Linked DNA regions of Homo sapiens: all the other regions are linked to region 3. The links are chromatin loops, found by intact Hi-C in ENCODE. Cell type or tissue: CD4-positive, alpha-beta T cell. All regions are shown on one strand.

Region 1 (2,500 bases), 56 kb before region 3:
GCAGTGGTGTGATCTCGGCTCACTGCAGCCTCTGCCTCCTGGGTTCAAACTGTTCTCCTGCCTCAGCCTCCCAAGTAGCTGGGACTAAAGGTGCACACCACCATGCCTGGCTAATTTTTTTGTAGAGACTGGGTTTCACCATATTGGCCAGGCTGGTCTCGAACTTCTGACCTCAGATGTTCAGGCCGCCTTGGCCTCCCAAAGTGCTGGGATTACAGGCGTGAGCCGCTACGCCCATCCAGAACAACAGGCACTGGGGCCTACTGGAGAGTGGAGAGTGGGAGGAGGGGGAAGAGCAGAAAAAAAAAAACCTATCAGGTACTAGGCTTAGTACCTGGATGACAAAATAATCTGTACGACAAACCCCCATGACGCAAGTTACCCATATCACAAATCTGCACATGTAACCCTGAAGGTAAAAGTTAAGTAAATAATAAAATATTTTACATTTATTTAAAAATTCTAAAATGGTTGTATTTTAAAAGTAAAAACAAATTTTGGTTAGGATTTGAGCTTATTCCATTTTTCTTCTAATTTTCCAAATTAAATGTAAAATGAGAGCATCCCAGGTAGGGGGAGGTAGGGGAGAAACCAAATAATTTTCAAGTCATATTTGAAGAGCAGGTATGTTCTCTCACGATTTACAGTGCAGGTGCATTTTAATTTAACTGCTTTAAATGATGATAAAAATTGTTCAAGTAGAACAAAGCAAAGTTTTAGAAGTGACTTGTAAACAGCCATTCTTAATTTTTTCCTGTTTTCTCTCCACTTATGTGACTTGCATGAATTTCTGAAGCAGTCCTTTCAAATGACACTGCTCCAAACATGTGAATTGCATTCATCAACAAAATCCAGCCTTTTCCTTTGTAGGACAATGTGGGGTCACGGGGCAAGGGGTCTTTTCTTTGTCTAGCCTGGTGCCAAAGCAAAGACTAGTCCTCCCTGCGTTTGGACCCAGTGACATGTTTCCATTTGTCATTGAACACTAGGGGGAGGAACTGTAGCCTCTGAGGTACCCCCATTTGGTCCTCACCCTCTACCAGAGGATTTGCTGCTTCAGCCTCTTCAGTGCCCCAGGTATTTGATGCAAAGATTATGCACTTATGCTGCCAGTTATCAGGGTTGTGTGGGTGTCTTTAGAGGGGTCTCCCCTTAGCATCAGGTCTCAATGACAGAATCTAAATAACACAGGTTACTCATCACGAGTTAAAGATTTTTTCCCTTTTCACATTGATGCTTCTGATATACTTTTATACGTTAGCTGATTGTATGTGCGTACTTTGTGGCTGCAAAGATGCAGCTGGAAAGTGTGTGGGGGTTGTCTGCTTCCTCTGAGGCTGCTACAGGTGGTCAGGTGGGGGCGGCTGTGATAAAGGTACAGCACCCACTTCCGCCAGCTTGTCTTGTGCGCCCTGTAACCCACTGCATGAACCCGAGTGGCACTTCAACCGGATTTTCTTGTTGGCACTTTTATCTTTCACTGCTTCTGACTTGCCTGTTGAGGTTTATGACTAAGGTTGTGATTAAAAATTCCCTTTTTAGGTATGAAAAGTCTTTTCAATTACTTTGTGTTCCTTTTTTTGTTTTGTTTTGTTTTTGTTGTGTGTGGACTTTCTGGGTTTTGTAAAAATGAATCTTAAAAAAATCTTAATATTATGTAAGAGTTAGATAAAGGTTAAGTAGCTAATATATTCTCTCATCAGGGCATAGAATCAACGTATGTTCTTGGAAGATTAAGTGTGTCAAAATGCATTTTATGATGGAAGCACTGTCAGTTGTTTAGAATAGGCATGGAAAAGCCCTTTTCAGAATATTGTCATAAAATCAGACTTGGAAAGGTTTTCGTTTATTCAGTCTGTATTCCCCTATCTGTCTGTTTAATCTCTGCATATTACTGTCCTTGGAGCACGGAGAAACGTGAGCTACCCTTGGAGGTTTATAGTCCCACTGGAAGGGAACTAATGTTTACGCCTGATTATATGATAGGAGCTTTACATGTTCTTATTCAGTCTTTGAGGAAACCTTATAAATAAGATAATAACTTTTTCAGAGAAAGAAGCTGGGGTTCTGAGACATTACCCACTTAGGGGCACCCAGAGGAAAGAGCAAGACCTCCAGCTCCATCACCAGTAATTTCCAGCCTGTGAGCTTCCCTCCACACTCAGTAATTTAAAAAACAACTTGATTTAGGGACATCTAGTAAATATTCTAGAAGTTCAGAGGCAGAAAAGCTAGTTTGCAGCTGAAGTACTCAGATTTCCCACTGGCTGAGTGGGAAATCAGACCCGAGCCTTGACAGTGGGCAGAATTTGTATAGAGGAGCCAAGAGAAGAAGAGTTTCCACACTGTATAAGCCAAATGATGGAAGGTGTAATAACAAAGGAAGGGTGAGCACACAGGTTTAGGAGATGCTGTGTGGGCCAGTCCAGCTGGGAGCCATTACCATTTAACACTTAATGGAGTGCTTACTGTGCTAGGCACTCTTCTAAGTTCTTCACAC
Region 2 (2,500 bases), 270 kb after region 3:
CTAAATGACTAGTTAATGGGTGCAGCACACCAGCATGACACATGTGTACATATGTAACCTGCACATTATGCACATGTACCCTAAAACTTAAAGCATAATAATAATAAAAAAAAAAAGAAAAACTGTGTGAACAGTATAAATAGCATTGAAATTAGTTTCCTACATTTCCCATATAGTGAGCACCTTTGCCAAAACTCAAGAAGTGTCTTATCCACCCTTTTGGCAACTGGCACATTACAGAGGAGCATAGGATCATTACGAGGGCAGGGGTCAACTCTGCATTGATTTCACCATTTCTTTCTTTGTGGTGGAGCCATGTGGCAGTAAAGGAATAGGTCATGTGACATTCTTGTCATCTTCTTCAGTTACCTATAAATACACATTTCCTTGCTTTTTTACTTTCTTTTAAAGATTCTTGGAAGAAAAGGACATAAAACAGATGTATTGTCAGTACTACATTTGCTGAACCTATTACCATGTCAGCTTAGCAGGATACAAAAGTGTCGGTCAGACCTCCTTTTTAATACTGGTACTGTGACACGGGGCAAACAAAGACCCTTGCCTGCCTGCCTTTGATCAGTTGATCGGTTCAGTTAGTTGGTTTACATGATGCCTTGCTCCAAAAGTAACTTGAGACAACACTCTCTAAACATACTGTGTTGTCACCTTGCATACACAGTAGTAGTATGTTAGGACACAGTTTGACTCATGACATATTTGGTAACATACAAGCTTTTAACAAGTATTTACCATGTGAGAGACCCCAGGTTAGATTAGATGCAAGGTTACAAAGACAGACAAAACCATTCCTGATCTGAAGGAGCTTGCTGTCTTATGGTAGAAACAGGCACAATTAGGTATAATAAAAGGGAGATGGCACTGATTGCCCATATAGAATTTATAATGTGGGTCTAGCAGTCATGGCTTTTTGTTTTGTTTTTTTAACCAAATATCTCTGGACTCATCATCTGACAGAAAAATTTAATGTGGAATCTTACTTGAGTACTTTAAAAAGATTAACAATTAAAATCCCGTTCAGTTACATGTCTAAGAAATTTCCGTTACTGGAAAGAATGCAATGATATGAAATCAGTGCTGCCCTGGAGAATCCAGCACGTCTCCTCATCTGGCTATGAGAGCTGAGAGGACAATGTCATTCATTCTCTCTAAGAGGACTGGAGAGCACTCCCAAAGGAGTGAATGTCCAGGTTGAATCTTGAACATCAATTACAGGTCCTTGCAAGAATTTTGGCTCTGTATGCTGCGGTGAGTTTAATACACACAGAAGTCAGCTACAAAGTTTACCAGTTCACCTTGCTGTGCACTCACTCCCCCCGCTAAAATTTTGTATCACTGCTACCATAGCCTCTAGCAAGGACCCCATGATTGCTGCTTTCATTTGATTTGTACAGGATTTGTAGACATGCGTCACCTTCCTGTGTGGTCAGCAGTGCTTGCAAGAACCTAGAGGATGTGTGGTTTTATGTGCAGGGTAAGGAAGCTTACCCTGATGAACACCAGCAAGTTTAATCCATTTCCATCTGAAAAAACAATTGGCCTTAGGCAACATATTCTTAATTGTCTAAGTCATTGTGTGTGAGCAGGCATGCGTGTGGGCACACACGTGTTTGTGTGCATATGCAAGCTGTGCATAAATAGCACACTTTCAATCTTTGTAAAATATAACAGATAAGCAGCAAATGACAGTAGGCTTAGCCCCTGAAGATTTACCAGGAAAAAAAGACAGCTGCATGGCAAAGCTGCTGCTAATAATTAGGGAAGGAATAGCCCATACCCTGTGCCACTCAGCAGCTTCAACCATTTAAATGAGAGCCGGTTTGTTTAACTCTGCAACCCCCATTCATTATGGGCCAGGGGTTGATTTCATCTTGAGCACACCACTTTTGATTGTTGTCATCTCTGGTGAGATAATGAGATCATCATCATCATAAGATCAGGTAGACATGATGACCGAAAGTCTCAAGTAGAAACTGTGATGGATGAGCAAAACAGGAGTTGTTTTAATGTCTCTTTTAACATTGTAAGTGAGGAAAACCTATTTTTACAACTCCCTGGAGTTAGTTTTTTGCAGGGTCACATTGCCATTTTTGTGGTTGACAAGAAAACGTTAAGGCTCTCTTGGGCTCCAGCAAGCTGCAAGAAGTGTCACAACACTCCCCCCTCGTGTAGAATGGCTCTCAACAGGACTGATTGGGAGGGAAATTAATAGGCTCCCCATTGTCACCGTGCATTTTTGCCAGGATATTTCATTAGTGTAAACACTGAACCCGTTGTCATCTTGTTTAGCCACTTGACCCTGGTGATTTTCAATTCTGCCTGTGCTGTGATGGAGTACAACAGTGGCATGCACGAGACAGGCACTAATTATTGGAAGCAGAATCATTGCTGACCCAGTACTACAAGATTAACTGCCCCTTTGCAGTCTTTATTCTGGGACATTAGCACTGTCTGGTTATCTTGCTTCAGTTGAGGGATTCGG
Region 3 (2,500 bases):
AAAAAAAAAACTCAGAAAAATACACACTTGGGATCAAACCCTTAGTGCAGAAAAAAGAATCAAAACCTGTAGTTAAGTTGGTTATTTGCAGTGGTGGTATGTCATCCTGTGTGAGACTGACGTCAGGCAGATTGAATGCAGAGGCAAACTTCGGGAGCGTGTGTGTGTGTGTGTGTGTGTGTGTGTGTATGTGTTTTAAAGCCCCACTCCCAGAATATGAAGTGAGTATGAAGGGCACCACAGCAACCCCTGGATCTCTCAAGAATGTACCTGTTTTTAACATGCTGGATCAAGTGTCAGCACTCAGTAGATGAGGAAGGGGTAGAGCCCGACTTGTACAGATTCCGCGGATGGTAAATGGCCCTCTGGCGTGTTTACAATACAGCTGTGCATTCTTAATGGCTCTGCCGCTGCCATGTCAGGTAAAGTTTTCTTTGTACGTGATGAATGGCAGAGAATTCTTTAGCAGAAGGAACCAAAGGAGCTGGGAGGAGGAAAGGGGAAGAGAAGAGCGGAAAAGAGAGAGAAAAAGAAACACACAGCTCCAGAGGGACATAGCCTGTGCTTTGCAGTTGCTTGTGTGGATAGAAACCAGATGGTAAGCTGGAACACCCGCTTGGCTATCTGAGGAGCCAAACATATGGTTAATGGTCGGGAGAAATAGCTTTCAGAGCCAGGGCTTTGCTGACTGCCTCATATTACAGATTGTTACAGTGTGTCATTACATTGCCAACCTAAGTGCTTAATACCCACTGCAGGCGCTGGGCATACACTTACAAGAAAGACTTTTAGCTCTTTGCTGGCTCTAAACAGAGAAGTGACATCATAGGGAGGCTGAAAATGTCTGGTGTTGGAGGTGGGGAGAAGGATAATTTTGTAGTGGAAACAACAATTTTTTTTCTTTTTTTTACAAGCCTTCACTCCACTGAAGTCTACTGTTTTCTGAGAACCTTTTAATACTAGACTGGTTCTCTCACTCTCTCAATCTCTCTTGCGTGCACTCTCACTCTCTGTGTCACACACACACACACACACACACACACACACACACACGGAAAGGAAACCGAAATTCACAGCCCAGGCCATGTCCCCCAACTCCAGTGGATTTGACAGGCCTCGTTCACCTGGAAGCCACATCACTGACTCAGAGGCCCTGCATTTGAAGTTTCTGTTTGGGGAGCTTTGGGCAACAGCAGGCCTGTGTTATCTAAGGAACTGCTGAGCCCATTCATCTGCTTTTCACGGCCCGTTTCCTTTTATTTTTAGCCAAATCCGTCAGGCCTGACAGGCGGGTAATTCGAGCCAGAGAAAGGGCAGAGCTCCAGGTCCTTTCCACAAAGCAATTCTTCTCCTCCCTCCTGGGAGGGCTCCAGACTTGGCCTGCTTCAGGCAGATGGATTTGTTGAGTCATGTGAGATCATTTACACAAAAACACAGTGAGGCAGTGGAAATTAAAAAAAAAAAAAAGAAAGAAAAGAAAAAGAGGAGGGTGGGGGAAGAGGAAAGAGGGGAAGCCAGGGGAATGTGCGCTGCCCTGCTGCTGAGGAGCATAGGAATTTTGCAGTGAGGCAGCTAGACTGAGGAATGCCTAGAGTCATTTGTGTATAAGGTAATGTCTAGTTTACAGAGTGGGGCGGGCCAGGCGAGGACGGCGCCTCCAGCAGCTTGCCTCTGTTTAAAAGAAGAAGGTGTTGGGAAACTTTAAAAAAATTTTTAGAGCAACACCCACCAAACAAAGACCACACTGTTGACAGCGTTGGGTTCCAGTAGCGGTAAACTACCAAGGGGCTGGTTTACAGAAAATGAGTTTGCTCTGTGATGTCATACAAGTTTGCTTTGTCCTGACGCCAACATGACACTGAGGCAGCAGAGGAGGGAGAACAGGAAAATTGGAACCGTACTCTTAGTTAATGGTTTCCAGAGATTATTTAGCAGGACTTGAACAGAGGGAGGAAAATATTGTGAAGGATTGCTGCGAGGTGTACCATAATTGCGGTAGGTAAAACAAAGTCATTACTATGGTTTTCTTGCTCAAGAAGGATTGAGCAATGACTTCAAAATGCCAAGTAAGGTATTATTTTTCCCTACCACAGTATTTATTTTCCTTTAGCTTCTGGGGCATTAAAAAAAAAGACCAACTCTCACATCATGGCAAACAGTATTAATGTTAGTGAATCAATTTTGTTTACTGTTTATACCACAAGCCTTTAAAACATTCCATTAAAAAATTGTCTCCCGCTCATTCATGAAATTCTTTTTTTCCTTCAAATTTGCTTACATGCATTAGCTTTGTTTGGATAGGGACTTTTTCCCTTTTTGGCTGGAGTAAAAGAATGCATAAAAGAATAGTGAGTAGATTATCTAAATGTACATTCTTACAACAAATGTAATGAAAATATGCCGCGTGGATGAGAGGGAATATTTGAAAACAGAAAGAAAAACAGAAATGGGGAGCATTTCAAAATAGTCACCCTGATTATCTTTGTTATGATGCATTTCT

The links. A loop is a pair of places that touch in the nucleus more often than their neighbours do. Peaks named below come from ENCODE experiments on the same cell type or tissue, not always from the same donor. Only the 100,000 strongest peaks of a DNase experiment are listed, where the experiment ranks them.
Region 1: a loop joins it to region 3, with 4 times the contacts of the local background. A loop is called at or near these places in 43 of 110 quality-filtered maps.
Region 2: it touches region 3 in a loop (5-fold over the local background); 7 of 110 quality-filtered maps call a loop at or near these places.

The regions. Positions count from the first base shown.
Region 1 is chr6:90,273,434-90,275,933 of GRCh38, reverse strand. The region is part of intron 1 of BACH2 (BACH transcriptional regulator 2); the gene reads left to right. Among named protein-coding and RNA genes, the nearest start is that of BACH2, 22 kb to the left of the region's middle. In CD4-positive, alpha-beta T cell, a CTCF peak has its summit at 1,062; a DNase peak (open chromatin) is centred at 1,363; H3K4me3 peaks cover 984 bases; H3K27ac peaks cover 1,972 bases.
Region 2 is chr6:89,951,915-89,954,414 of GRCh38, reverse strand. All of the region lies in intron 6 of BACH2 (BACH transcriptional regulator 2), which reads left to right. Among named protein-coding and RNA genes, the nearest start is that of GJA10, 59 kb to the right of the region's middle. In CD4-positive, alpha-beta T cell, no CTCF peak of the experiment used is centred here; a DNase peak (open chromatin) is centred at 1,434; H3K27ac peaks cover 1,229 bases.
Region 3 is chr6:90,217,474-90,219,973 of GRCh38, reverse strand. All of the region lies in intron 3 of BACH2 (BACH transcriptional regulator 2), which reads left to right. Among named protein-coding and RNA genes, the nearest start is that of BACH2, 78 kb to the left of the region's middle. RefSeq lists an enhancer at 1,607-2,265. In CD4-positive, alpha-beta T cell, no CTCF peak of the experiment used is centred here; DNase peaks (open chromatin) are centred at 143, 1,093 and 1,683; H3K4me3 peaks cover 1,209 bases; H3K27ac peaks cover 1,855 bases.